Regions from separate parts of the Homo sapiens genome. Here region 1 is linked to region 2. Evidence: read pairs that join two places in POLR2A ChIA-PET (ENCODE). Cell type or tissue: PC-3. All regions are shown on one strand. Links, peaks and the distances in the headings refer to the core of each region. The heading gives the core; the rest is flanking DNA.

Region 1 (16,125 bases), core at 4,775-12,774, 150 kb after region 2:
CGCTTGATAGAGGACGTTTGGATAATACTTTAGTTTGATCGAACAGTCATATGCTTATTACATACACACTTGGTGTCTTGACTGCTGCAACCTTGGCCAAGTAATCTGATATATTTGGGCCCTCACTTTCCTCACTTCTAAAGTGAGGACTTAGCTAGGACCACTTTCCATCTTCAAATGTTCCACACACATTAACTCCAGGCACCGGGAATACATTTGCCCTTGAGAAGTAAAAAGTTGGGGGCAGGGGTGAGACACATAAACAGATAATTATATAATATTGGAGAACAGAGGTAGGGCAGCTAACATTAGAATTCTACATCTATTTGTAATGCATGGGGTGTGTGTGTGTGTGTGTGTGTGTGTGTGTGTGTGTGTGTGCACAGCTATGCTCCTTATACAAACAGCTACTGTCTCATTCCCTTAGGAAACCAATGATCTAGTTGTATAACTTGTCTCATAGTTCAGAGATTCAAATGGAGTCAGCATATCCCACTAGTTTTAGAATCTGTCCCATCTGAAAATAGGGACCTAGGCTTCAATTATACAACATATCTCCCTAACCACACCTATGAAAACAGCTCACTGTATCTGCATTCCATTGGGAAAGTTTTAAATTAAGCAGGAATGAAAAACTATAACACTGTCTTTTGTGACATACAATAACAGGGGCATGGAGTTAAAAAGTTAACAAGGATTTATGACTATAATGCATGAAAGCTGTTTTTAAAAAGAGTGGGGAATTGAAACTGTAGTATTACTATGATTTATTTGTAAATTTCAGAGACAGTAACATGTAAGAACTTAAAAATATGTGCTAATTCATAAACAGAGGCCACTGAGTCATGGGTAAGCATGGCAGTAAAATCACTCCAGCACTGAGTGAGAGATTTGGTCCCCAGTACAGCTGCACAATTCATCAACGTCAGGGCATCTTGTTCCCCAGTGATCCAGCTGACTTCCCACGCACTGAAATGGAAGCGCGCACTGCCATGTCAGGACGTTTAAGCACTTCAAAGCTGCCCCTTTCAACACTCGGTTTCTCCTCATAATTACTTCTTGCGTTTCCCTCCTGATACTCATTTAAATGCTAAATAAAGGGAGAGAGTTCTCCAAGGCCAGAGACTTGCTGTTGAAACCTGGAGCAACCTCAGAGTGAAATTAAAATCAATTATACCCCATGTGGGTATAATTATAGTAACTTAATGAGTAGGAATATACAATGACTGTCTTCTGGGAAACAAACATACTTTGTTATGTGAGTGAGTGTGACAGGTACTGCTCAGCACTCAGACCGTTTCCAGAATCTCGTTCTCAGATTCATCAAATGGGGCTTGCAGAGGCACGGGGAGCTCTGAGACGGCCTGGGGGCTGATGACAATGCAAGGAACATGGTCTCCCTTTCCAAGGAGGTCACGACCCTATTATCACTCAGCGGGAGCACAGACGTGACTCTCTGTGCAGAGAATGTGGCAGCTTCAAGGATGTGTGTGGCTTGACTAAAGGACATGGTGCTGTCACTGCTGAGGCCAGCAGAGGAGGTACAGCCTGAAGGAAGCCTGAGGTCATCCAGGACCTGCTCTGATGGTGGCACTGGTTGTGGTCACTTTGTTGGGGGCCTCACGTTCCCGAGCTGCAGGCCATCGCCCGTGCTAGCTCCCTGCATGTCTATTCCACAGCTCAGAATGACTAGCATTAAAAATATTCAGGAGGTGCATCCTTAATAAGCTGAATATTTGTCCAGAATATTCTGGAAAAAGAGGCATACCAGTGTGCCTCTGTGTGACTGTGGCCTGAATGAGTTGAGAAGGATTCTGGGCTGCAGATGGGGAAGATGAAGGGCAATATCCCCAGGATCTTCCAGCTCCTGGTGCTTTCTGGAGACAAAGTGCAGGCTGCAGCGTGCCCTCCCCAGCCCAGGAGGCAGCCACCAGGGCCTGAGTCTGCACGCTCCCTGTGCCCTAAATGCCTGCATTCCTAGAACCCTCCTAGTCGGAGACCAGTGCTTCTCAAAAGTGTCCTCAGATCACCTGAATCAGAATATCACCTGGAGTGCCGGTGAAAACACAGACTTCTGGGCCCCACCTCAGATCTAGACATCAGAATGGCGAGAAGAGGGGTGTTGGTGGTGGTGGTGGGGGGGAGGGGGCGGGTGGTGGCAGGGGCAGGAATCTGCATTTTGAACGAGTATGCCTTGGGGACATTCATGCATTGTGAGCTTGAGACTTAAACCCTGGAGCTCATACAGTCATTTATGGAGCATGAATGGGCACAGGGGAACTTCACTTTCCCAGAGAATTTGCTCTCGATCCAGAATGGTTCTTCTTCTGTCCCCCTCTCTCTTTCTTCACCATGGGCTGGGCCAGGCCACATGAAGGCAGCTAATGACGTCTAACACACAGAGCAAACCTCACTTCAAGAAGCAAACATTTGGTCTAGTTGAGGAGATAGACATCTGAACAAATAATCACAAAACCCTCTGTGAAACAGGCTGTAGTAAAGGCAGGTTCAAAGTGTTCCAGGGGCAGGGTGAAAGAAGCAATACGTTCAGAGGAGCAGATGGGAGGTACTCCAAGGTCAAGGTCAGAAACATCTTCAAAGAAGTGGCATTGAGATGAGCCTTGAAGGAAGGGCAAGCATTTGTCAGACTGAGAAAGAAGTCTGAGACATATTTAGGGACAAGTCTGGCTTGGCCCCCAAACAGTCAATATTATGATAGAGTTATTATTATTATTGGTTTTGACTCCACCCTCAGACCTGCAGAATGAACTCATTCCCCCAAGGACTCTTCTTGGCTACTCCAAAGTTTAGTTGAGATTGGAAAATGCTTAGTGGTCTTGCTCTGAGCACATGGCTGCTGTTGTTGTTCTTAATGCAGGGTGAGCTGAGGAGTGGGGCTGCGAAAGGCTGGGCCACCACACGGCCAGAGGAGCCCATGAAAACAGGTTCCCACGCGGGCTGGGGGTAAACCACGGTCCTCAGACAAGGTGTCAGGTTATCCTCTGTTCTCTCCAGGGAGAAATGCATTGTTTGAATCCAATAGCTATCAAATAGCCCATGACACCCCTCCCCAACCTCTGGTGCCTGCCACTTGTTCACCACAGGCATGGCTTAGCTGAATGTTTTGACCTTTTAAAAATAATACTTGTAAGATGGATATCTGAAAATGGGCTAGGAACAATGGTACCCATTCAAAAACTGGAATCCCACAGTTCCTGCAGTGGTGGGGAAAGCCACACAAAGACACTAAATAGGAAGTCAGGAAACCGGGGTTCTGGTTCCAGTTCTGCCACCTGGGTGGCAGCTGGGTGACTCTGGGCACATCTGTTACCTTTCAGGGTGTCCTCAACTGTGCCGCGACTAGCTGATCTCTCAGGCCTCATCTAGCTTTAAATGTACCATTCTATTGGATTATTTTTCAAAGCTGTAGCATCTGATTGACACTCTTATTATGATTACTAATCCCGCATCACCAGCAAACTAGGGAATTGTACGAGGCAATCTTGGAACACCATGAGGACAGTCATTACCTTGCTGCTTATTATATTGTCAACCCATAGTACATTTTTAGTGGTGTGCTGGAATTGGCTCAAAATGTGTGCATTTCTTCTCAGCTAACTCAGTAACATTACATCCGTAGCCTGGAATCAGCCATGGTGGGAGAACAGGATTGCTCACCTGCCTACCCCTGCCCTGAAGGGAAGACATTCCTGGCTGTTGAATGTCAGCAGCACTAGCAGCATGCCACAGGTTATGATGCCTCTAAAAGGATCCATAAAATTGATTTTTAGAAATCAAATCATATTTTAAGGGGTTGTTTACAATATAATTTTAATAATTTTTAAAAGCAGTCTAGTTAAAAAATGCACTAAGGTGTTTTTTAAAAAGTCAGAACTGTTGACACATACTTTAGATACAGTAAAATTCACTCATTTTAAGCATGCGTTTCTGTGAGTTTTGACAAATGCACGTAGTCACGTAGCCATGGTAGGACTGCACTTCCTTGTTCCATCTGAAGTTAGGATGGCCACGTGGCTTTTTTTGGCCAATGAAATGGAAATAGTGATAGGTGTCATTTTTGGGCAGAAGCAGCAGGGTCACAGAAAGAGGAGGGCACTGGGCAAAGATCACAGTCATTCTGCACTGGGCATGTCACATGGGTAAGAAATAAATGTTTGATGCTTTGCCACTGACATCTGGGGGTTGTTACTGCAGCCTAACCTGGCCCATCCTCACTGGGACACTCATGATTGTGGATTAGTTGGCTAAAATGAGATGCAAATACAAAACCTAACTCTTTTAACATACTATTCAGGGCCCTTCACATACAAAAAATCTCAAACTCCATCTCCAGTTTTATTTCCAGACCTTCCCTCCTGGTATTGTAGCCATACTGGGTATTTGAAATTCCCTGATATGTAACAGCAATAATGACTAGCACTACTAACATTTATTGAGCACCTAGTATGTGCCACACACTGCTCTAAACACTTCACACATATTATCTCAGCTGAAGTCCCACATCTCTGCTCCCCTGTACCTAGCATGCCCTTCTCCCCTTTCTTTGCCCTAAAATATTCTACTTATCCTTTATGATCCAGTTCAAATGTCATCTTTGTTTTGAAGTGTCCTAATAAAATTGGTTGTGGCACCATTAAGCTCTCAGAGCATTTTGTGCAAAATTTACATTATGCAATTATGATTTGTCTACTGCTGTGGAGTCCACCTACCCTGTCCCCACCACTAGAGTTGGCACCCACTGGGCCATTTATATGAGGTGGAGATTTCGGGCCGTGACGGAAGGTGGGAGACTACAAGTCAGGATGAAAGGATGAGTAAGGGCAGCATTTTAGGATGCACAAGGTTTCCACATCAATCACAGAAAAGCAGGTACAAAGCTGACTAGAGGAATCAACTGTGACAGCGTTTTAGTCCAAAGGACCCGAGTGAATCTTTTAAAATGGAATCCTCTTATTATAGCTCATTAGTGGATGGATTTAGATTTAGCCTGGGTAGGCCTTGATCTCTCTATCAAATCCAAACCACCCACTAATAAACCCTGGAATGACCTAGTTAGGTTTCAATGTTGGGGGTAGTATGAGTGGTCCCTGCTTCCAGAATTTAATGATGCTTCTTTGGTACAAGCAGGATTGTCTGAAAATGAGCCCAGATGTTCACCCTGAATTATCAGGTTGAAATGCTATGGCGTGGGGGGGCGTCCTAACTCTCTCTCAGAGCTGGAGAGGCTCCTCTTCCCATGGGACAAGTGGTGTCCTCCTCCAGGGTAACAACTTTAGTCCCAAGGTCCCCAGGTGCTGTGCACTTGCCTTCCCAGACAATTTCTGTAAACAGCTGACACTCAAATCCAGGCTGCCTGGTGCCAAAGTAGTTTCATTATCTCCCCACTAACAAAAGTGCTCTCCCACTTGCCCTACAAAAAAGGAGATTATGGGGGTGGGAGTGGGACTGGGGAGGGTATGTTCCTCCCTGGACCACAAATCCAACCAGCAGAGTGCAGCGGCCTCAGCAGGCCCTTCTATCTTATCTGGCTGACCCTGACGTCAGTTTCTTTTCCTCAGTAAAGCCTGTTCCAAGGTCTAACTCATATTGTGAGATGCTGTGGAATTTATCCATTGGCAGATAGCAGGTGGCAACTTAGAATGAACTCATCATGCAAAACAATTCCCCCCAAAAAGCTGAAGAATCAGTGTCAACAACCAGCTAGCATTTTATAGTCTGCAAAGCACATTAAGAAATATAAATTTGTTAGACCCTCAAAAGTCATGTGAAAGAGACAGTTTTATTTTTATAGGTAAGGAAAGTCAGGCTGAGGAAGCACAAGCACTGCATGAGGTCCCACAGGGAAGAAGCAGTGGAGTCGGGATGAGAACTGAGCTTCTCTGATTTCTCCTCACTTGCTACCATGCCACACTGCTCTTGCTCTCCGGGACAGAATGAATGAGACCACCATCTACTCTTTCACTCTTCCTATAAAATGTTTCATGCTATTGACAATTCAGCTTTATATCAAATTACACTTACACAGTAGAGCATGCACCAGCCAACCATGGCGAGTCTTGCAGAGAATGGGGAAATGTAATTCTTCCTTAACAGAGACTGAGCAAATAAAGAACACTTTTAGAAAAATCTAAGAACAAGTCAATGGGGTAGGTTTCTGTGTGCCACCTGATCTGGCTGATGAAAATTCAGTGACCACAGAGGCACGCAGAGGCAAAGGAAGCAGGAGAATACTGTACTGCAGGTGTCTGCAGGAACATTACAGGCATACTGCAGGTGTACTACAGGATGAGACTTGGGTGAGGAAAGTGAGCTGCAATTTTTAAGGGGTACTCCCTCTCAGGTGCCGGCTCTGCCTTCACACACCCCCAAGAGTAAGGGCCTCCTTAACTTTTGCGCTCTAGACCCTTCCCTTCCTTCACCCGAGGCCCAGCCTGGCGATATTGTGTCCTCACCCAGGAGATGATGGTCTGTCAGATCCTGAGGTGCAATAATGAAGGCTGTGTCTCCAGAATGACAGCAGAAGCAAACTAGAAATAAAATGAAGTTGGATCCAAACGGCCTTGCTTGCACAGTCCCAACTATATAATTTGTAGGGGTCTATGCAAAATAAAACTGCATGTTCTCTTTTGAAAATTATTAAGAACTTCAAGAAGGCAACAGCAGGGCATTAAATCAAGTGTGGCCTGTCTCAGTGCAAGGCCACACACACGTGCAACCTGCCCAGGACCCTAAGGACCCTGCTGTCCTCCACGGGTGGTGTGGCGGTCATGATGACCTTCCTTCTTTAGCCTGATTTAGGCCTATGGGCATGCACCAGGTTGCCTAGGAGACCACCTCTAGGAGGTCCATGAGATGTCACATCAGTGGCTACTAAAAAAGCACTGGAATGGGATTCAGAAGACACAAGCTCTGGGTTTGGGCCTGTCTCGGATGCTAACTAAATTGTAAGACGGGGGGCTAATCACAGAGTGCCTTCACACCCTAGTTTCCTTGGTGGGATTGGCTTGTAGCTTTGAACCTCCAGGTCATGGACTCTCAGGGGCTCATGATTATTATATGTGGTTGGAGAATTCTCTACATTTGGAATAAATACAGCTTCCTAAAATTATTTCTCTCTTCTTCGCGTATATGACCATTTTAAAACGTAATATATTGTGATTAATTAATAAATTTGTAATTAATTACAAATTTATTTTAAAAACATTGTTGAATTTACAACAGCTCTTTATCAACTATGTCATTTTTTTCAATCAGTGGATTAAAAGAAAGCAGTAAGAAGTAGTTTCTGAAGACCTCTGTACTTCTGTACCCATTTCGCCATGGACTGGTAACAAATGGCTCTCAAACAGGCAGCTGTCTGTGCACCACGCTTAATCACAGTATCCATCCAGGGTCCTAATGCCATTACAAGCTGACAATTCACACGGAACTTTACCTGCCTTGATATCATTTATGTATTGAGTTGCTCTTTTCTGAGCATGTTACATGTTCTGGGCACTGTTCTCAGCATCATAATAGACAAAAATCTCTTCCAACCCCAGTCCAGTAACTTGTATTATTTACCATCTGTTCTTACTTGTGTGGCTAAAGCAGAAGTTAATGTGGTGGTGGTGGGGGTGCGTTGTTGTTTCTCTCTCTTTCTTATTTATTATGGTATAAGAAGTAATGAGGCCGGGTGTGATGGCTCACGCCTATAATCCCAGCACTTTGGGAGGCCGAGGTGGGTAGATCACGAGGTCAGGAGTTCAAGATCAGCCTGGCCAAGATGGTGAAACCCTATCTCTACTAAAAATAAAAAAATTAGCCGGGCGTGATGGTGGGGGCCTGTAATCCCAGCTACTCGGGAGGCTGAGGCAGAGAATTGCTTGAACCTGGGAGGCGGAGGTTGCAGTGAGCCAAGATTACACCACCGCACACCAGCCTGCCAACAGGGCAAGACTCCATCTCAAAAAAAAAAAAGAAGTAATGAAGTAATGTACCTACCATTCATCTGATGAATACATCTGTATTAGTTTTCTGTGGCTGCTATAACAAATTACTACAAGTTTGGTGGCTTAAAACAAGGCAAACTTATTCTCATACAGTTCTGGAGGCCAGAGGTGTGAAAAGAATTTTTGGGGCTGCAATCGAGGGCTGTGCTCCCTCTGGAGCTAGGAGAGAATCTGTTCCAGGCCTCCTCCAGCTTCTGTGGGCTTCCTGCATGCCTGGCCTTGTGGCTGCACCACCCCAGGATCTTCAAATCCTTCTCTGCTCCACTTCCCCCGGACTTCTCCTCTGTGACTGTCTGTGAAATCTCCTTCTGCCTCTCCCTTAAAAAGAGACGGGTGCTGGTATTTAGGGTCCACAAAGATTATCCAAGATTCTTCTTCATCTCAAGATTCTTAATGTAATCACATCTGCATAAACCTTTTTGCCAAGGTAAGGTCACAGTTATTGGCTCTAGGGATTAGGATCTGATATCTTTGGAGGCCATTATTCTGCCTACCACAAAATCCTTAAAAACAAACTCATTCTTGCTACCTTCCTTTAGTGTTAATTTGAGCTTCGTCTGCTTGGATTATGCTTAGTGAGGAGACTGATGATTCATGCTCACATGCAAACAAAAGTGTGCACTGCAAACAGAAGAAACTAACCTTTCTGTTTGCCTTCAAGAGATTCTTCAATTGATGTGAAATACACACCCTGAATTTCTTAAACCTGTACCACATCCCCTAGGGAAGATCCTGGAAGCCACTTCACGGAACTCAGAGTGAAATACTGACTAACCACAAATTAAGCTTGGCCTGTGATCGTTTTCTCTGGAAATAGAGAAAAGAAAGTGATAAAAACATTCTCCAAGAGTGGTTTGCTTTAGAACAGAGTAAACACCAAGTTACCACCCAGCTCAGTTTGTCTTTGCTCTTTGGGCTTGGCCTTGGCCTAAATTACTTCACATGCCTTGAACATCTGTACCCCTGCCTTCTGTAGCAGGGCCTTTACCTGAGCCCAGTGTCTGTTCATCAATGCCCAACCACTATAATGTCAATCACAGCCCACATTTATTTGAGTTAACTATAAGCCAGGCACTGTGCTCAACATACTACAGAACTCCATAAATGATTCTGAATGAATGCAAATAATCTTATTCATTTCCTAGCTCAAGGATCAGCAACTGTAAAGTACCAACAGTAAATACTTTACGATTTGTAGCCCATATAGTCTCTGTCCTGTCTGGACCACTCAACTCTGTCATTGTAGTACGAACTTTCCCATATTTTATATTTCAATGAATGGATGTGGCTGTATTCCAATAATACTTTATTTACAAAATGATGCCTATTTACCTCTGTTCTGGGCCTGCAGGACGGATTCTGACTTATTAGTCTCCCACCATAAGAATCTGAATGATTTCTATTGATTTAAGGACAACTTCAGATTTGCTTTCCATTATTACCGCTTCAAACCAGGTTTCCTGACACATAGATTATTTTTTTTCAGACACTCACCTTAATTCCAACACACCTTAATTATTTAGAGCCTCCCATTTTTCCTGCAATTCCTAAGTTGTTCTGCTTTTTCCCTTGTGTGAAATAATAAGGAAACACTTCACTCTGGGTTTATTCTGCTAAGTTTAACTTGCCGGCAAATAACTTAATGCTGCAAAGTTATCAAGTCTCTCTTGCAGTATGAAGCTCCTATGGCTGAATTTGAGCAGTAATGTCCATGAGCTGACTTGGTAACTTGTAAATCAGAAATGCTGGGTTTGATGAAGGGCGAGGTAGCACCATTTTTTACAGTGAATTAAATTCCGCACACATTTAGTATGGACCATGCCCTGTACTGGATGCCAGGACTGGTTTCTGTTCTCAAGGAGTTTACAGTCTGGTTGGGGATAACAGAAGCTAACAAACAATTATAATACAGAGCAATAACTGCTAAGGTGGGGGAGATATAGTGTGCTCTGGGGCACAAAGCCTTCCCCAACTCCCCAAAACAAGTGATGACTCCTCTGAGACCTTAAGGATGAGAAGGAGATAGCCAAACAGTGAGAAAAAGCCCAGGAGAATATTTCAGGCAAAGGGAATAGAATTTGCAAAGACTTGGAGGTGAGTTACAGGGTGATCTATTACAGAAATGAAAATTCATTATGGCTAGAAAGAAGAAAGTAAGGGAAGTGGGTAGTGATCTATGAGGCGGGATCTTACAGGATGTATTAGGAGACTGGGTCACATCTAAAAGCTTGGGGTGGGGTAGCTGGTGAAGAATGACTTTAAGCAGGGAAGTGACATGCTGGGATGTATAAACTAAAAGTAAAAACTAAAGAAAGAATTAGGAGAAAGCTGCTGTGTGTTTCTTCAAGTGGAGTTTAGAAGTCTTCAGATGACTAGGTCAAGATCATTTCCAACGACTAAGAAATCAATGGACCCACTTTGAGCATGATGTTGTGAAGTTCTGGGAATATCAAGAAGCTATTAATGTTCTAAAAGAAAAAAAAAACCCAGAAAGTTTCAAAAATAAGGAAAGAGGTATCAAAATCCCATTCTTTAATAAAATAAGGTATTGCGTACCTATAAGTGGAAAGACTAGATACAGAAAACTCAGAACTTGGAAATTAACACTGTACCTCAAAGGGCCATATCCCTGAAATATAAAACTGCTTAGTCAGAATAAAGGTCATTAACCACCAGCTCATGTAAATGGGGAAGGTTTCTGCAGTTTCCTTTTTCCAGTGATTTTCAAACAAACTTGCCAAATAGAATTGCCAAGCTCTTAAAAATACGGATGCTTGGGCCTCATCCCAGACTATCTAAACCAGAACCTTTGAAGACGGAAATTTCTATTTTTTTGCAAAGTTCTCCCAGTGATTCTAATATGCACCCAGGGTTGTTACTGTTTGTTAATAGATCAGTTTTATTGGGGTTATGACTGACATACAATAAACAGCACATATTTTAAGTGCACAACTTGAAATGTTTTCACTTGTCACTCATATCACATATCATGTTATCTATATACCTGGAAAACTACCACCACATTCAAGAAAATTAACATATCCCTCTCACCAAAAACTGTCCTTGTGCTCCTTTGAAACCCCTCCCTCCTACCACTGGTTTTGAGGTACCTGATTATGATGTGCTGGGTATAGATTTTAGTGCCTGGGACTTGCTAAGATTCTTGGATCTCTGGGTTTACAGCTTTCATCAAATTTAGAAAATTTGAGGCCATTATTTCTTCATATATTTTTGTGTCCTCCCTTTCTCTCTCATCTGTGTGGGGACTCCAGTTAGACATATATCAGACTGTCTGAAGTTGTCCCACAGCTCACTGATGATGTTTTTGTTTTTAAAAAAATTCCTGGATAGTTTCTATTTCTGTCTTTAATCTCTCTAATCTTTTCTTCTGCAATTTCTAGTCTGCTGTGAGTCACATGCAGTGTACTTTACATCTTAGGCGTTAGAATTTTCATTTCTAAAGGTTTGATTTGGATCTTTTTTTATATGGTCCATGTCTCAACATAACTTTTTGACCATAAGCAATACAGTTATAACGCCCATTTAAGCACCCTTGTCTGCTCATTGTAGCATCTCTGTTAGTTCTGGATTGACTAGTCCCCTCATAGATGATGTTTTTCTGCCTCTTCCCCCATCTGTAATTTTTCATTAGTTGACTGACATTCTGAATTTTACCTTGCCAGGCGCTGGGTATGTTTGTATTCCCATAAATGTTCTTCAACTTCGCTTTTGGATGCAGTTAAAGTTACTTGGAAACAGTTTGACCCTTTTGTGTCTTGCTTTTGTGATCTGCCGGGCGGATCTGGAGCTGGGCTCAGATAGGGCTAAGTGTGGCCCACTCCTGAGATGGAGGCATCCTGAGTACTCTCCCAAGGCCCCATGAATGATAAGACTTTCCACTCCAGCTGGTGGAGAAAACCACTATTTCTGACCCAGTATGAATGTCAACACTGTTTCCTCTAATCCTTTGTGTGGTTCTTTTCCTAGCCTCGCTAGTTTTGTTACATGCATGCACTAATACGGCTGAATTTGCTGCACTGATATCTGCTGAATACTCCAGGGAGACCCCTAACAGTAACCCAGATCTCCATTTCTCTCTTTGGGCAGCTCTCTCATCTTCCTTACCGGGTCGTGTGAACTCTAGCTGCTGGACCCACAGCAACTCAGAAAGTCCCCTGGGCCCTGCCTGAGTTCTCCCTCCCTGCATCTGCCTGGACATTCTCTCAGGGCAGTCAGCTGGGGCAATCGCAGAGCTAACCTCATTTGTTTCAGACTCTCAGGGATCACTGTTTTGTTGTCTGATGTCCAGTTTCTGAAACACTTTTGAGATATAGATACACATAGGGATCTAAGGCATATAGTAGGGACCTAAGGCAGGGCAATCTTAGGTCCCTACTGCTCTATCTTGGCAGGAGTTAGTCTAAAAAGGTGATTCTTTTTTGCTGTTCTTTTGTTTGTTTTTTAAATTTCAATAGTTTTCTGGAGAACAGGTGGTGTTTAGTTACATGGATAAATACTTTAGTGGTGACTTCTGAGATTTTGGTGCACCTGTAACCCGAGCAGTGTACACTAATGTGTAGTCTTTTATCAACACTTGGGTGTACACTGAAATCACCTGGACAGCTGTAAAAACTACTATTGTTTCTGTTCCCTACCCAGAGTTTCTGATGTAATTGGTCTGGGGTATAGCCTTGGCATCAGGGTTTTTAGAAGCTCCCAGATGATGCTCATGTGCCTCCAAGGCTGAGAACCATTGAGCTAGATGTTCGCCTTTCAAGAGAGCTGCACGAGTAGCCACTTCCGGCTCCACAGTAAGGCAAGAATCTCGGGGGCCCTTGCAAGCTTGGAATTCCGTAATTGGAGACCTAAATTTCTTTGCCTTTGGTACTACCATGATGACTAAACTGAATCTGATCTCACCCATTTGATGATCGATTTATTTAATTTGTTAGAAAATGCTATAGAATTTCATCAAATTTACTCTAGCTCCTTGGGACTCAATAAATATTTACTGTTTGGTAACAGTAAATATTTAACAAGAAAAAAAAACAAGAACCCCCAACAAAAAGCAAACCTGAGTTGATTATAGCAGTGATTACAAATGGCAACAAAAACAATAATGGGTTAAACATCTAAACTTAAAAAAGAAAAAACGGTCCTTTTGCAGACCAGTTTTACTGACGGCTCTCACAACAGTGCAGGATTTATTATGCTAATCATTTACTGCTTAATTGGCTACAGCTGATTAAGAGTACTATTATGCTTTAAGGACATAATACAGAGCTGGATTTTGCATAATTTATGCAAATCATGGTAATAAAAAATCTACATGTACCAACACATTTTTGGTGGCCAGATGAATTCATTTCATGATTTCCCAGAGTCTGGCAATGAAAATGTATTAACTGAGTTCAGAGACTCCCTCCATTAACAGGAGACATGAGTTTGGGATGAGATAGGCCTGTTTGGGGTATTTGTTCCCTTAAGTCTGGCTAGGAGGTAGGGTTCTCAGTGTTCCCAATAAGAATCTAGCTGGGACTCTTACTTATTCTGTGGGTCTGGGCTCCACACTAGTCTACTTACATGTACTGGTGGGATTTCTCCAGAATTGACACTAACTTTCTGTTCCAGAAGAAAGCGTGGAGGAGAATGACTAACCAAACATACCAGCTGGGACCAACAGACTAAAATGGGAGAGAATTTTGCGTAGCCTCTGTCTCTATCTCTTCATTCTGCTCAGATCTCTAGGCTTCAGATCCAGAATAAACCTCTCTTTTCTTCTATTCAAGATTCTTCCCCTTTCTTGTAATCCTCCTAAAGTGTCTTCAAAGGTATCCAAACCATCGAATGCCTGCTAGAAACTAACAACCCCCAAAATGTATGAGGCAGATCTGGTACCATATATCCTATTTGGTTCAAGGTTGAGGGTGGGCAAACTGTCCAAGAGTAGTGTGGTAAGTTGTCTGCATAGATGGCTACTAAAAATTCCTCTCATCTCTGGATATGCAAGCCACTCCTCCCATTGAGAGGTGGAATCTAGTTTCTTTGTCTTTGAATCTGGACCAGTCCTGTGATTGGCATTAGCCAAAAAGATATGGCAGAAAAGATGTTATAAAACTTCAGAGCTTAGGCCTGCAGAGGCCTTGAGTCATTTTGTAGAGAAGTTGAACTGCTGCTGGAAACAGAAGTCACGTGGAGAGAGAGAATGAGGCACTGAGGATGACAGACTCTGAAGGGAGGCAGGCCCAGCCAGCCTCCAGCCATTTCAGCTACAATAGCTCAGGTGCCAAGTAGGTGAGTGAGGTCATTGATATTCCTTGGGCCCAGATGAAATGCCCCAGACAAAACCATGTGGAACAGAGATGAGCCATCTCTGAAAGCCCTGGCCAACGTGCAGAATCATCGGCAAATGCTTCTTGGTGTTTAAAGTCACTACATTTTGGGGTAATTTGTTATGCAGCCATAGATAACTGAAATGAGTGGGAAATAGGATTTTCCGGTGTTAGTTACAAAGGGTTAAATAGAATTTTTTATTCTGAAATATAAAAAAGGTATGCATATATAGACTTCCAATATTTACACTGTTAATCCATTTATTTGTTTGTTACAGGGACTCAAGTTTCAAAGACTATATTACTTTTTCCATCAGCATAAATAAAATTTATAATGGTAATTTCTTTCACAATTCTAAACTACTGGAAGCTTGGAAAGTTGCTCTATAAGCAAAACCATGGGTGAGTATCTTAGATAAAGCAAAACTTAGAGAAGCCTTATGTGGGAACCATAATATAATGGTAGACACTTCCTCAAGTATTTCCTGCCTTTTCCTGAATTCTTGTTCTAACAAGTTCTTGTCTAGTTCTTATTAGGCTTGACCATATGACCTGCTTTGGGTAATAAAATGTGAGTGGAGGGAACATTAGTCAATACTGAGTGGGAGCAGGGAGAGCCTTTGTCTCACACCTCTGCCATCTCTCTCACCCCCCTGCCATCTCTCTCTCACCCCCTCCTCTTTCCTGAGGCCAGCACGTCTCAGATAAGGGCTGCTCCTTTGGCCTAGGTCCTGGAATGATGATAACACAAAAAAGAGATGCAGCCAACCCATGAAAAGCATGTGAGAAATAAATCTTTATTGCCATGTAAGGCACTGAGACATTGAGGTTGTTTGTAAACACAGAAGAGTAGAACCTATGATGACAGATGTGTGCCTGTGTGTATATATACACACACACACATAGTCATGTATTGCTTAATGACAGAGATACGTTCTGAGAAATGCATCATTAGGTGATTCTGTCATTGTGCGAACATCATCAGATGTACTGACACAAACCTAGTGTACTTACACAAACCTAGATGGCAGAGCCTACTATGTACCTAGGCTATGCTGTCATATATGTGATCTGCTGTTGACCAACTTCAGTACTTCTCAGCTTATACATCCAAATGGGCAAGACGACCTCTGCTCTGATTCAGTTCTATTTCAGTTAGAAATTCAATGAAATTGGGCCGGGCACAGTGGCTCACGCCTGTAATCCCAGCACTTTGGGAGGCCGAGGCGGGTGGATCATGAGGTCAGGAGATCGAGACCATCCTGGCTAACAAGGTGAAACCCCGTCTCTACTAAAAATACAAAAAATTAGCCGGGCGCGGTGGCGGGCGCCTGTAGTCCCAGCTACTCGGGAGGCTGAGGCAGGAGAATGGCGTGAACCCGGGAAGCGGAGTTTGCAGTGAGCCGAGATTGCGCCACTGCAGTCTGCAGTCTGGCCTGGGCGACAGAGCGAGACTCCGTCTCAAAAAAAAAAAAAAAAAGAAATTCAATGAAATTGAAAGCGATGGGGATTAAGTGGAGAAAATCATAGAAATGGAATAAATAAGGAAAAACCTAGGCAGCATTCAGGTATTAATCGCTGAAAAAATAAATGGCTGTTTTAAAACGACCTCGTATGTATGCAGTATCAGTGACAATATTGTTTACTTTAGCGGTAGTTAGGAGAATGGTTGTGGATACATGCCCAGTATAAATTGACATGAGAACACAGACACAATATATGCATATGACACTCTTGCATGTGGGAAAATGAAATAGTTTAATGGCAGAAATCCACCAGGT
Region 2 (16,125 bases), core at 2,798-10,797:
CTGTTATTTAGACTTCTTTATTCTTTATGGTTGTTTTTCTATATAAACTATATTTTGTTTTTAATATAAAAATTAACATTTAAAAATTATAGTAGTTTTAGCAATATTATTTAATCCATAGTTTTTTGAATCATTAATTCCATTTGAAATGATGTTTTTGACACCGTCTCTATTGAGACACACCATTTTGTACCTTTCTACTTCACTATACCTTCTCCTTCATGTTTTCTGTGTTTATATGATCGGCCTCTCACCCCAAGCCACTGTGTGTGTGTGCCTTGTGTTCCAACCCCGGGAGTGCCCTTGGGATGCTTTCCACTCCTGTTCTCCATCTACTCCATCAGTGGGCTCTCATAGCACCTCTTACTTTCCTTCATAGCATTTATCACAGTTTTTAAAAATTACACATCCATTTGATTAATACGTATATACCCTATGAGGGCAGATACCATGTCTGGATTGCTTACCATGGTAACTCCAGCTCTAGGCAGAGTAGCAGGCACATCAGACAACAAACTAATATTTGTTGGGTTCATGAATAAAGAAATGAGTGAATAACTGCTTATGGAAGCATAAATTGGCCAACATCCTGAAAAACTACACAGCACAATATATCAGGAGACTTAAAGATTGCATATTTCTGCATACAAAATCATACTCTTAGGAGTCTGTCACGGCGAAATCATCAGAAACAGGCACAATGATTTGTGTATAGTTGTTTATGAAAATGTTTTAAAAATCATTATTTCTTTTTTTGTATGCTTTCAGAAGTAATCATGCTCACTATAAAACATTCAAATAGGGCCCTGCATGGTGGTTCACGCCTGTAATCCCAGTGCTTTGGGAGGCCAAGGTGGGAAGATTGCTTGGGTCCAGGAGTCCAAGACCAGCTTGAGTAATGTAGCAAGATCCTGTCTCTACAAATTTTTTTTTTAACTTAGTGAAACATGGCGGCACACACCTGTAGTTCTAGCTACTTGGGAGGCTGAAGCAGGAGGATCACTTGAGCCCAGGAGTTCCAGGCTGCAGTGAGCTATGATTATGCCACTGTACTCCAGCCTGGGCAACAAAGAGACACCCTGTCTCAAAAACAAACAAACAAAAAGCATTCAAATAGTGCATCAATATAAAATGTAAAAAGCAAAATTATATTATCATATTCAAGATATAGCTATTATTAATTGATTGGTATAATTTTCTCCAAATAGTTTTCCTTGCATATATTGACATTATTATAAGAATTTTTATAGTAGTTTTTTCCAAAAATGGGATTTTAGAAACATATTTAATCTTCCTTAATGATTCAAAATGACACTATTTGCCTCTCAAATATATTCCTAAATACATATAAATCCATTTCAGTATACCATGATATATTTCCCCCAAACTCTGTACTGCTCTACACTCTCAGCCAAGGAGATCAACAGAGCAGGTTCAATTGTTCACTCTTGGCCAATGAGGGTTTGTGCTCCCTACTGCAACTGCTTTCAGCCAGTGAAATCTCCATAGGTCTATCAGAATTGTTCCATAAGATATGTAATTTACATTCCTGTGACTTCTCTTTCTTTAATTACTTTTAAATTCTGGCAGAAAGTGTACCTTTCTATTGACTAGCAAAGGGTTTATGGGTGATTGTGCTGCACCTGGCCCAAAGAAATAGATGAGAATCGTGCCTGATGTTGGAAATGTTATGAACATTCAAGGTACTTTAATGTAAATGGTAGGGGAAACAGAAGATAGAGATTAACAGACAATTAGTGATTGTGGAAATTCTTTGACATTATGAAGAGCATCATAAACAACACGTTAGCCTAGAAGGATGGACCTATAATTATATAAGCTGTAGCTGAAATCATGCCATGATTTCATGGAATTTAAGGAGCAGGAAAAAGCAACTGCTCATGTAGAATGTAAAAACTGCAGCTCCTTCAAGGCAGGGCTATAACAACTTGTATAAGCAGCTTACTCAGCCAGAGCCACATTTCCAGGAACTAATCAGTCCCCCATATTAAATGGAGTATATGTGTACAGTACAAAGTATCTGTATTATCCTTTTAATTTTTAACTTTATAATATATCAGTATATTCTGGACATCTTTCCATGTTAGAATGTGGATATTCTATCTAATTGTTTCTAAAGACTCCATAATATTCCTTTGTATTAGTTTACCATAGTTTATCAGGTTCCCTATTAATGGACATTTGGGTTGTTTCTAATTTTCTATATTAGAAACAATACTGCAATTGCCATATTAATATACACTTCTATCTAGTTTTTGAGACTGTTTTTCCATGTCCTCACCAACATGAGGAATCATCAAATGTTTTAAAGATTTTGTAACTTACAAGTGAAAATAATGATTTTCTTGTTTAATTTGCAGTTCTTCAATATTAATACAGTTGCTCTTGTAGGACATTTATGATTCAAATTCTATGAGCTCCTCATTCATGTTATCTGCCCATGTTTCTTGTGGGTATATTTATACCACTAAGAACTTGGAAATAACCTATATGTTTAATCAATTTCATACAATAAAATATTATGTAGTCATTATAAATTATATTTTCAAAGAATCTTTAATGATGGAAAGATTCACTATATGATAACTGAAAGAGCCTGTTGGGGTTGGGGGCTAGGGGAGGGATAGCATTAGGAGAAATACCTAATGTAGATGATGGGTTGATGGGTGCAGCAAACCACCATGGCACGTGTATACCTATGTAACAAACTTGCATGTTCTGTACATGTACTACGGAACTTAAAGTATAATAAAAAAAGAAAGAAAAACAGAATATAAAATTACATGTCATATATCATGCTGGTTTTGTTTTTTAAAAAGGCATAGAAAAAATGCCTGGAAGAAAATGCACAAATATATTAATGGGAGATTAAATTTGGGTGATGAAATTATAGGTAATTTCAAAACTTTATTCATTAATTTTAATATTTTTCCAAAACTACTACAAAGCCTATTTACTTATATTATCAGAAAGCACAAAATGCTCTAGTTTTATAGTTATGGCTGACCTCGAACTTGTACTGTTCTGTTCTGCAAGAGCTCTGGTGCTCAGGACCAAAGGTTTCTCATCCCAGTGGCCCCTTAAGTATGGGTGGAACCATGTAAAATAATGGGGCGAGTAGAAGGAGGCAACTAGTCATCCACATAAAGCCCAAATATGGTCCACACTGCACCGCTGGACCATGAGGGTCCTCTGATGGCCACTGACCAAGAAAAACAAAATCAAGTTTTGAGTTGTATGAAGTTGATTAAACATATAGGTTATTTCCAAGTTTTTAGTAATATAAATATACCCACAAGAAACATGGGCAAATAACATGAATCAGGAACTCATAGAATTTGAACCAAAAAATGTCCTACAAGTCCAAATGTATTAATATTGAAGAACTGCAAATTAAATAAGAAAAATCATTATTTTCATTTGTAAGTTATAAAAGCTTTAAAACATCTTATGATTCCTTCTGTTGGTGAGGACATGGCAAAACAGTCTCAAAAACTAGATAGAAGTGTATATTACTATGGCAATTGCAGTGATCTTCGTAATGTAGAAAATTAGAAACAACCCAAATGTTGATTAATAGGCGATCTGATAAATTATGGTTTTGTTTATCTTGATTTGAGTTTTTGTACTTGTGGAAAATGTGTAGTTGCAAGGATTTTCTTTGTTATGTAAGACTTCAGTTATGTGCAACAGGTAACCTCCTAAATAAATTAAGGTTTATTACAATTTGGTGTTTATAAATAAAATTGGACTTATTTTTAGGGCAACCCAGATTTCCCCACATTTTCCAGCCTTTCAAGTCCAACTCAAGTGCTCCAGCCCTCACCTCATACCATCTTCATAAGCACTTCCAGTTATTTCCCAGCTGCTCTTACTTTGCTCAGCTGCTCCAGCTTCCAGTTGGTTACCTTCGGTGGTCTTGCAGCTGAACATCTCTCTCCCCAGCCCCTTCCTAAGTCCCCAGGGATCGCTAAGCATGGCTGCTGATGTAGTAAACATGACTGAAGATTGGAGCTTGCATGGGGCTTCAAGTGCAGAAAAGGAAAGCATGAGACTGTCATGGACACTGCCTCTCCCTGGCGGCTGGCCGGCCTTTTTGCAAACTGTTGGCTCCCTGCAGTCCAGTTTCTATTCCCATCTTCACTCCTCACTGATCCTTGGGATTCCAGCAAATTGGGCGAGCATTCTTTGTGAGCATCATTCTATCTTGAGGTGACTGTAGTTTCTGATTGAAACTTTTGCTTTTGATTGATATGTTAATGTTTAGTTTGTTGTAGATGCTGTAGTTCACTCAATAATGGGAGGTAGTAAAATTTTTGTCAGTGACATTTGGGGTCTATCATATGCCTATATGTAGATTTTTGAGACATATGTGTAGTGTTTCATGTAAGAATCATCTAATCCTCTATTGTTAGAGTACTTGGATATATGCACAATTGTTCCCATTCCTATTTGTTTATACAAAACACTCCATTGTTTTCATTGAATTCCTTTCCAAAACAGCGCAGAAGTAGATGGGTTAAATTGGTGGGGATCTTTCACAAAGTCTAACAAGTGTGAGAGATATGGATGTGGAGACAGTGATATTAAAACTATTTAGCAGTTGGTAAACATAGGAGCCAATTAACTGGAAGGGCTCTGAATGTTAAGATAAAGGCAGGTCCTCGAGACCCCTTTTGGGGCAGATACTGTCTCTCTAGTTGCTGGATCCTGGGGAATAAGGGGATGTGGCGGGGTTCACACTGGCTGTTTACCAACCAGTATGGAAATATCTTAGCATTTTAGCAGCCAATAAAATCATACCAGTGCATACCCACTAAGTGTCAGTCCTGAATGTAGAGCTACAGAATTATAGAATCCCTGACATGGAAGATACCAGAAGTCATCTAAATAATCCTTCCAAAGGTGAGCTTCTCAAGAGCAAAGACCACAGTGCTTCTATGGGGACTGCTACCCCCACAGATGCTCTGTGACTGATGAGTGATTCAATGAGGGAATGAACCAACCCTCACTGCTGCATACATGACAAGTTGTCACCTGGCATTTCCTGATCATCTCAAGTGATAGCAAGTTCATCATCATGCAACGCTGCTGCTGATTTTGTTTGTGGATCCTTCTTATTTCTCTATAGGACTGTATGACTTCGAGTACTTTTAATCTTCTTTTATTTTCTGATAAGTATTTATAGCAAATGACTGGCTCTCTGTCTCAATGTATCTCCACATGTTGGAATATTTAATATAAGCTAGCATGTGTCTATTATATATATTGTTCTGATTTCTGCCTTTTTTCAGGCAACCTCCTCTTCCTATCACAACTTCTCAGCCTCAAAATGTTCTATTCTTTGTGCTTTAGCAATGGCTGATAAGGAATCAATAGCGAGGAGGCAGTGATATGAATGCAAAAAAAAGTGAAGACAGAGAGAAGGGGCCTAGACAAGCACCGAGCCCTCCTTCCCTTGACCTTAAGCTAAGATCAGCTTTTCTATAGAGCAATTTATGTGGACCTTGAACACCAGAGCTCTGCAGAGGGTGGGCAATCAGTGCTCCTGAAACTGCTGATGGCTTTGACAGCCTGGAGTGATTAGCACACAACCATGCTTGAAGAGAGTGCTATTTGTCCTGCTAATGGACCAAGCACATCAAAAAGGGTCTACAGAGAAGGCAGCCAGGCTGTATTTTCAAATCAACATACCAGCATCTAGTGTAACTGTGGGAGGTGTTTATTTTTTTTAGATTGCCCTTGAATCCCTTTTGGGGATGAATTTGATATGAGGATGTGTATGATTATTATTGTCCTTATTAATGATAATCAGAATGAAATACAAAGCGCTTAATAAACCTTTTTACTTTGCACAACACTGTGAGGTAAGCATTATTATTCTCATTTTACAGATGAAGATCACGCAGAAAATCAGCAGAGCTAGGCAATAAGTCAATCTAAAGTCTACATGCCCCTCCCTCTTCCCATGGATTCACGCCAAGTGACACGGAAAGCCACCGCCAGCTGCTGAGAAGGGCAGGACTGTAGGCTCACATTCTTCCCGACGCCAGAAAGGTAGAGGAGGTTTGGAGTTTTTTATTTCCTTCTACTTTAGAAAATGAAGCTTAGCATTTTCTCATTTCAACCATATCGAAAAGAAATAGGGGCTTTGAGGGGCTCAAGAAAAGGTGCAGTTCTAAGAATCTGCAAGTAAGAAGAATGGACACTTTACAGCTGTCTAACCACCCAAAGCATGCAGGGGTATCTAAATGTTCAACCTGTTAGGTAGGGATAACGTGCTCTTGTTACGTTTTAGAAATGACACTGTGGCTGCAAACAGTCACAACTGCCAACAACACTGGCCCAAACTTATTTGGTCATCAGAGAAATGCCACATGAATGCATATATGCATATATGTATACATATAGTACTTGTGTTCAGTCAATCCTCCTTATTCATGGAGTCCATATTTGCAAATTTACTGACTTATTAAAATTTATTCCAATTCCATACTTAGGATACTTTGGTAGTCACAGCCATATGCAGAGTAGTGAAAAATTCAAATCACCTCACGGGCACATAGGTTCCCAGGCAAGGTTATGCCTTCTTGTTTCAGCTCTCATACTATAAACAAGTGTCCTTTTCTGCTATTTAGTGCCATGTTACTCCCATTTTGTGCTTTTTGTAGTATTTTGCTGTTTCAAATGGCCCCCAAGCATAGTGCTGAAGTGCCAGCTAGCATTCCTAAGAACAAGAAGGTTATGATATACCCTACAGAGAAAATCCATGTTAGATAAGCTTCATTCAAGCATGTGTTATAGTTAGTGCTGTTGGCCATGAGTTCAATGTTAATGAATCAATAATACATATTAAGTATGGTGACTTTAAACAGAAACACACATAAAACAAAGTTATGTACTGTTCAGTTGACAAACGTTGTGACAAGAGGCACATCGGGGCTGGGTGCTGTGGCTTATGCCTGTAATCCCAGCACTTTGAGAGGCCAAGGCAGGTGGATCACCTGAGGTCAGGAGTTCAAGACCAGCCTGGCCAACATGGCGAAACCCCCTCTACTAAAAAATACAAAAATTAGATGAGCATGGTGGCGGGCACCTATAATCCCAGCTACTGGGGAGGCCGAGGCAGGGAGAATTGCTTGAACCCAGGAAGCGGAGGTTGCAGTGAGCCAAGATTGCGCCATTGCACTCCAGCCTGGGTAACAGAATGGGACTCCATCTTAAAAAAAAAAAAAAAAAAAAAGAGGCACACAGGAACCTAACCTCTATTTCCCCTGGGAGCAATGGTTCAGTATTTACTATTAAGTGAATCAGTGAATTAGTAATTCAGTAAAGTGGTGACTTTAAAAAACATAACTACTGTGACTAACAAGAACCAACTGTATGTTTATATGTATAGTATGAGTGTGTATACATATATGTGTGTGTATTTGTGCAATGCCTTATCTAATTCACTGAGGCCCTGAAAACTTAATTCTATATTATTCAGTGATAAATGATACCTGGAGAAAGCTATTATCATTCAATATCAAGTGCATTTTTCTTCATTAGAGCTTAAAGTTCCTATAATTGATCTTTTCTTCACTAGCAATATTTTTGAACAGTAATAATTTGATTGCATCAACATGAAAAATGTTACTTAACTAATTCTTGGAAGAGTGGGAGTATGTAGGCTAGAATAGTTTGTGAATGTTACTGCAAAATATTTACTTGGAATACGACTACATTCCAAGCAACATTTTCACTCCAGAAATCTGTCTAAGAGTTTGTTATCTAGTTAATAAATGGACTTTTGAACATCATGTCCTGTCCAAATCTCCTCGGTCACGTACCTTTAAGCAACTTAGCAATACCATTAAACACCAACTCAAACTGACTGAGTCAGACCCTCTGAAAGACTAATGCTACCTTTGCTAGGGAGGCCAAACATGAATCCTCCCAAACCTACTCCCTTCCCTGCTACCATGTGAGGGTGGAACAAGACACTTGTTAGTTTCATGTAATCTTGTTGTAGCAGTTCCAGCAGCTTTCTGGCATCTTCCTATTCTCCATGTTTGCCCAACTCCACAGTATCAACATGTCTTGAATCTGGGATAGAAATCAACTATGAAGAAGCAATAAAAAATAATACAAAGTTGTCATTTCTTATTTGATCATCTTCATAATTCCATTATTTTATAAAAAGCAGCATGTGTTGTCTAAAGAACCCTTGACTGGGAAACGGTATCATTTTCATCTATGATGTTAATTAACTGTTACTAGGCAAATGACTCAAGTAGGCCTGGATATTCTTATCTGTAAAGGTTGAGGTTGGATAGAGTATAATTTTAAAAAAATATTTTTATTTCAATAGCTTTAGGGGTACAAGTGGTTTTTTATTAGATGGATAAGTTGTATAGTGGTGAAGTTTGGGCTTTTAGTGTACTCATCACCCAAACAGTATGTAGTATACCCAACAGGTGATTTTTTTTAAATCCCTAACTCCCTCTCATCCTCCCCACTTCTGAGTCTTCAGTGTATCTATCACTCTGTCTGCCTTTGCATACCCATAGCTTAGCTCCCACTTATAAGTGAGAACATGAGGTATTTGGTTTTCCAGTCCTTAGTTATTTCACTTAGGATTATGGCCTCCAGTTCCATCCAAGTTGTTGCAAAAGACATTATTTTTTCTTTCTCATGGCTGAGTAGTATTCCATGGTGTACACACACACACACACACACACACACACACACGTATATACACACATGCTACATTTTCTTTATGCCAAATTATTCTTTAGAGTCCATTTCAGGTGAAAAAATTCTAGATTCTATGCTTCTACCTGGACTACTTGGGATAATCTTGGGATTTTCCCAGGTCCTCTTGACATTCAGAAGACTTCTAATATGCTGTAGACCATGCAAAATTTCTAAAACAATATAATACACATCTTATTGGATTTGGCAATAGTCTCATCCAGTACTGTTTGGCTGAAGAATATGTTAGTTTTTCTCCACGTCATCCTTAGACATCTTAGGTATTGATAATCTGTTAATTCATGCATTCAGTGAATATCATTGAGCCCCTATTATGGTTTAGGCACTTCACAAAAAAGACAAGGTCCCTATCCTTAAGCAACACCAAGATATGTGGGTGCGCTGAGTTCGATAATAATTTGGTACTCAAAGTAGATGAATAGTTTGATATCCTGTGAAATTATAGTCTTTAATATGCTCGACATTTTTTAAAAAAGAGAAAGATCAGCACCAAAGAGAAATTTTTTTATGTAACTCAAAGATATAGAGCTAAGTTTTATTTTATCAGCTATATGAGGAATTGTGTGTGACAGTCTGAGTTAATTGACATCGTATTTTTTGGATTTATCCTAGAATTGGTTTTAGAGATCATTGAAAACTCCCTCCCTGTCAAGCAGCTACCCCTGGCCTCTCCCTGTTTGCCTGTCCTGGTGGTTATAGCCTTTTATTTTCCCTTTCAGTAATATTCAAGCAAAAGATATCAGAAAGTATTTATTAAATAGCTTACTATGATAATTTTTGCCCTTGGTGCCTAAATATTGATTTTATTCTTTTTGCAATTTGTATAAGCCATTCAACACCTTTTTTTTTTTCTCCCTCCCCCGAGACGGAGTTTTGCTCTTGTGGCCCAGGCTGGAGTATGATGGCGGATCTCAGCTCATTGCAACCTCCGCCTCCTGAGTTCAGGCGATTCTCCTGCCTCAGCCTCCGGAGTAGCTGGGATTAAAGGCGCCCGCCACCACGCCCATCTAGTTTTTGCGTTTTTAGCATAGACGGGGTTTCACCATGTTGGTCAGGCTGGTCTCGAACTCCTGACCTCAGGTGATCCATCTGCCCCAGCCTCCCAGAGTGCTGGGATCACAGGCGTGAGCCACCAACGACAGGCCAACACTTTAATGATAAAAGATGAAAATAAGCTATTAGCTTAATTAACTTTGTGATATTTCTGTGTTCCAACTTAGCTAAAGTCATTTCATATCTGTTATATTCTGTCCTGACTAAATTTTGTTTTTTGGAGAGGGCAAAATCTTCTAGACACATAATCTGCTATATAAAGAATTATGTAATTCCTTTCATTAGATTTTATACCATTTCCTATATAAATCAATGTTTGACAAAGCAAATCATATTTTCCCATTAGCTTACATTATAATGGTAAAGCATTTTTGTTTACTTATACATTGATCTACAATTTGGGGCCTCATTATCCTCATTTTGGAGCCTTTTCCATCATTTATCCTCTGCACCTGTAAACGCTATGATAATTCCAAATCTAAGACTATTTTTGGTGAATCTTTTTTGAGTTAAAGAGTGTTTTGGTAATAAAAAATAATTTCTGTCCCTAAGTGATCTGTTTTGTACATTCAGATTTTTCTTACAGTTTGTTAATTTAGGGGCATTCCTATAAATATTATGGATTTAATAAGTAATGTTTCCTGGGAGTCTTGAAATATAGAAGTTATGATTTTACAATAAAAATATTTTAACCATTTAGGATGCCAGGTGTGGAAGAACAAGACCCCACATCTGCATAATCTTGCTTCTTGGAATCAAGTAAAATAAAAATTTCCTTAATATTCAACACGTTATTCTTTTCTTACAAAATAAAATAAATACATTTTGTATAGAAATAGTGCTCCTTATAACTTATTTTTGTCATTTAGTTTGCTGACCTATGGAGTTCACTGTGAACCCAAAATCTACAATCCCTCCTTAGATCTACCTAAACAGAAGGAAAATTAATATCTCCTTCCAGGTTTTAATCCCCCAAAGAAAGAAAATTATTTGTCTAAAGTATATTTCTAGAACTAGTCTAAAGAAAGTAAGATTTTGCTAAACAATTTGGCTGATTTTTTCTGTCTCAGAAAGTTAAGATTTTAAATCAAAAGTCACTTAGTGTGATCTTGCATTATCTTAAAACTCAATTATAATTAACTTGCTTTTCTAAAGAAGAGAGAGCTAGTCTTAAAATGAGACCTTTGCCATTTAATGCTGTGTTCAAATGTAAGTTAGAGAATTAGAAAAGATAAGGATCCCTATTGCAAGCTATTCATCAACTAAGAATGTATCTGTTCTTGAGATTGTTAAGGTGTGGTTGAAGTTAAATGATTTGCTCACAGAAAGAAATTTTTAAATACATATGGTAATCTTTGACCTTTACTATACTGAGTCAACTGAGTACAAGAGTAACTTCCCTTCACTTTTTTTTTTCTCCTCAAGGTAAGCATCAGATAATCTGGGAAGAAAATATCATTCAGAAGTTCATGTATACATGTGGATGGTAAATATATTATATTTTTGCTTTTTTTACTTGTTATGTTATGATGATAAGTTATCAAAGAGAAGTAGCTGCATTTCACTTTGAGTTTGATTACATGCTCAGAAATATAAATTTTGATGAAGAAAATGAGGAAGAATATTAAATAATAAAAACTATTTATTGCTGTCAACTAGATATCATGCTTAGCATTTTATGTAAACCATGAATGTATTCAATTACAATGATGGTGATGATAATCATGATGATAATAACTAACATTTGTTAGGCAACCATTATGTGCTCAGATGTGCTGGGCACCTGAGATACAACAGTGAGGAGGTGGGACATGGTCCCCGACCTTGTGGAGCTTCAGACTAGTGGTGAAGTGTAGACAAATCGACAGTTATGTAATGTAATGAGGCAGTGATGAGAGAAGTATAGGGTGCTGTAAAAGCATGTTGGGATGATGTCCAGCTCTTACTGGGGCAGAAGGACAAGGTGTGTATTACAAAAGGCTTCCTGGATGAATGGATATCAAAATAGAGCTAAAAGGATGAGTTGGCCATACAAAGGGCAAGAGTATTCTCAGAAGAGGAGTGAGCATGAAGAAACATCTAGAAGGTAGAAATAGTGTGGCATTTTTAAAGGACTGAAAACTTTTCAATGTGGTAGGAACAGAGAGTGCAAACATGAGAATAATGAGACACAAGCTTGGGAGGAAAGTTGGGGCTGCTCATGAAAGTCACATGTGAGGAGCTGAAACTTGGGATCAGAGATCATAGTGTCATGGTCAGATATAGAGCTTAGAAAGATTACACACTGCTACCATGCACATAAAGGCTGGGAGGGGGCAAGATTGGTGGCAAAAAAGTAAGTTAGTAAACTTAGAGTCATTTGGCAGAAAACAAAAACAAAAGGATAATCTTACACTAGAGGAGACACCATGGAAATGGATAACAAATGATTTGATTCAAGTGACTTTTAGGATGTAGACTTGCTAGGACTTGATATTAATCAAATGTGGGGTGAGGAAGATGGAGGGAAAAAGATATTTGGCTTGGGTTCCTGGGGAGAAGAAATTGGCATTTAATGAAATTTGGAGCAGAGGAAGAGGAACAGGTTTGAGGGTGAGGAAAAATAGAGCATTTAGTTTTGATGTGCTGAGTGTTAGGTGGCCATTGGATGATTAAGTATACCCAGAGTTTATTCGTGAGGAAACCAAAACTTAAGGGACTTAATAACTTGATCAAAGTCTCACAGCCAGGATTTGAGACCAGGTAATCTGGCTCTAGATTTCCTGCTCTTATAGACTACACTATACTGCTCCTTAAATTTCTGAGCAGACTTCTCTCCAAAGACAAGATCTCAAAGATCTGTTTTCTCTCAATACCTCTTCTTATCTGATCTTGTAGGACAATGTCAGGATTCTGGATTCTAATACAGCTGTGCTACTAACTACTTGACCCTGGGCAAATCATTACCCTTTCAGGTCACTGTCTGTAAAAGAAAGGAGTTGGAATAGGTCAGTATTTCTCAAAGGGGCTTTGGGAGTATGACTGGAAGGAGATTAGAAAGAGGTGAGCATGAGCAAATGGGGTTTATTCCAAGAATGCAAGGTTTGTTCAGCATTCAAAAATTAGTCAATGTGGGCTACACTGAAAAAAACCACATGATCATATCAATAGATGCAGAAAAATCATTTGACAAATTCAATATGCACTTATGTTGAAAACTTTTGAAAAACTAGGAACAGAAGGGAACTTTCTTAATGTGATAAAAGGCACCTATTAAACTTACAGCTAAATCATATACAATGGTGAAGATTGAACATTTTTGCTTTAAGATTGGAACAAGTTTCAAGATTAGAATAAGATTTTCATCACTCCTATTTAAGAGAATACAAGAAGTCCTAGTCAGTTCAATAAGGCAAGGAAAAGAAATAGAAGATATACAGATAAGAAAGGAAGTAATATAACTGTCACTATTTGCAGACAATATGGTTTTCTACATGGAAAGTTCAAGTAACGCACCAAAGAAAAAAAATCTCCTAGAGCTAATAAGTGAATTCAACAAAGTCACAGGCTACAAGATCAATATTAAAAAATAAATCACATTTCTATATACTATTAATGAAAAATTGGAGGTTGAAATAAAAAGTACCATTTATAATAACTCCAAAAATAAAATACTTAGGTATAAATATCACAGAATACTTACAGAATCTGCATGTTGGAATACCGTTGAATAAACTCGAAGAACTACATGAGAAATATATTGTACTCATGCAATAGAAGACCAAACATTGTTAAAATGTTAATTCTCCCCAAATTGATAACTTTATTACAATCCCAATAAAAATCCCAGCAGAATTCTCTTTATTTATTGACAAAATGATTCTAAAATTTTTATGGAAAGTCAAAGAAACTAGAATAGACAAAATAATTTGAAAAAGAAAAATGAAGCTGGGAGATTCATACTGCCTAACTTAAGACTTATGATAAAGTCACAGTGATCAAGATAGTGTGGCATTTGCAAAATGATAGACACAGAATTGAGTCTAGAAGTAGACCTATACAAATGTGTCCAATTTATTTTTTGACAAAGGTGCGAAGATAATTCAATGGAGGAAGCACAGGTTTTTCAACAAATGGTGATAAAACAACTGAATATACATATAAAAAATTAATCTATACTTTTTACTATATACAAAAATTAACTTAAAATAGTGCGTAGATCTAAGGATACAATATAACATTTAAAAACTGTTGGAAGAAAATGTAAGAGAACATCTTCAAAATCCTGAGTTTTGCAAAGAGTTTTTAGACATGACATCTAAAGTCTAATACATTTAAAAAATGCTAAATTGGAATTCACAAAATTAAAAACCTTTGCTCCATAAAAGACACTGTGAAGAAAACAAAACGCAAGCTAAAGACTGGGAGAAAATATCTGCAAATCGTTCTTCTGACAAAAGAATACCTAGACTATATAAGGAACTTTGAAAATTCAGCAAGAAAACAAACTCTAAAACAATGGACAAAAGACTTAGACACTTTACCAAGGAAGACATATGGATAGTAAGTAAGCACACAAAAAGATGCTCAACATTATTAATCACTATGGAAATGTGAATTAAAGTCACACTGAGATACTTTTATGTATCTCTTAAAATGGTTAATACAAAAACAAAACTGACAATATCGAGTACTGGCAAAGACCTCTCATACATTAGTGGTGGAAACACAATATAGTAATGCCACTCTGGAAAATAGTTTGGCATTTTTAAATAAATTTAAACATACCCTTGTCCTACATATTTACCATAGAGAAATGAAAATTTAGGTTCACCAAAAACGGGTATTCAAGAAATTGTAGCAGCACCATTCATAATTGCAAACACCTGGAAACAACCCAAATATTGCTCACTGGGCAGATGGATAAACAAGCAGTGGTACATCCATTAAATGAAATATTACTCAACAACAAAAAGGAAGAAACTAGTGATACTCTTGACAAAACTGATGGATTATGCTAATCAATGCATTATCATAAGTGAAAGAAACAAGGCTCAAAATGCTACAGATTGTAGGATTTCATTTATATGGCATTCTGCAGGAAAGAACCCTATAGGGATAAAAGTAATATCAGTGGATCAGTGGTTACTAAGACTTACAGGTGGGGGAGGATTTGATTAAAAGGGACCACTTGGAAGAAATTTTTGGAGAGAGGGGATCATCTGGTCTCCTGATTGGGGTGATTGTTATACCAGTCTATGAATTTGTCCAAACTCATAGAACTGTACACTACAAGGGATTTTTATCATATTAAAATTTAAAATATTTACAAAAATAATGGAAGATCACAAAATGGGAGATTCTTTAAGAAGGCTTAAAAATCCTCTCTGAAAAAATGATCAAAAATGCCTAGATGAAAACCCAGGGAATTTTTCAAAAAGTGTGTGAGAAATTTGTGAACAATGATGAAGTCAATGGGCAGAGGATGGCACTTAGGTTCCATACATGTTGTTCACAGCAAAACCAAACCAAAACAAAACAAAAACAAAAAAAAAAACAAGAAACAAAAACAAACAAAACAGTCAACTGCCCTTGCTCCAGCAGCCCTTGCGTCCTTCAGAGGAGCATTCCTTCCAGTGACCACTAGAGGCAGCACAGAGAAGCTTAAAGCCCCAACTTAAGCCCGGAAGATAATCCCCAAAATGATTACAGCCTCCTGACCTCTGCCTTTGGAGATTTTTCTGAGGGCACACTTGGCAGTTCTGGGCCACTTCCTCTGTTTAACTTACTTGGGTTGTGGGTGGCAGATAGAGCAGAGTGATGTGACAGCAGAAGCATTCCAAGTGGGTGCTTGAGGTGGCAAGTTTCGGGTATCTGCCTGAGCCCAGGAGACCCTGCATTGGCGAGTGGCCCGGGTCCCCTGGCTTCTCTTTAGGGTGATTGATGGGATGTGGAGCGGAACTTTCTGGGTGAGCAAGACCCTCTGCTCAGGCTTCTTCCCCTCTCACTGGCGCCTGCAGATTGGAAAGCAGAACGTGGGATGGGACAGGAAGTCAGAACAGCACAAAAATGAACTTGCTTAGTGTGGCAGGTGCATGGGGGGCTGGGGGAGGCTGAGGGAAAGAAGGAAGAGAGGCTGTGTGTGGACCGATGAGGACAAAGAGAAGCTCAAAGGGTCTGAGCAGACAACAACCCATTTTTACCTCATTGCTCGTTTTTGTTTCATTTTTTTCTTCCTCTCTTCTTTCTTCTCCTCTCTTTGACATTCTCTACCCCACTCCAGTCCCATCTTTTCCCTCTTCTCTTATGCTTTCT

Evidence for each region. ChIA-PET counts read pairs that join two places held together with the same protein. Peaks named below come from ENCODE experiments on the same cell type or tissue, not always from the same donor. Only the 100,000 strongest peaks of a DNase experiment are listed, where the experiment ranks them.
Region 1: POLR2A ChIA-PET joins it to region 2 with 5 read pairs; 3 of 35 experiments call an interaction of 5 or more read pairs at or near these places.

What each region holds. Positions count from the first base shown.
Region 1 is chr7:29,442,634-29,458,758 of GRCh38, reverse strand. All of the region lies in intron 6 of CHN2 (chimerin 2), which reads right to left. Among named protein-coding and RNA genes, the nearest start is that of PRR15-DT, 110 kb to the left of the region's middle. In PC-3, for the core only: no CTCF peak of the experiment used is centred there; a DNase peak (open chromatin) is centred at 8,668; H3K27ac peaks cover 1,354 bases.
Region 2 is chr7:29,588,692-29,604,816 of GRCh38, reverse strand. No RefSeq gene overlaps it. Among named protein-coding and RNA genes, the nearest start is that of PRR15, 33 kb to the right of the region's middle. In PC-3, for the core only: no CTCF peak of the experiment used is centred there; no DNase peak of the experiment used is centred there; H3K27ac peaks cover 14 bases.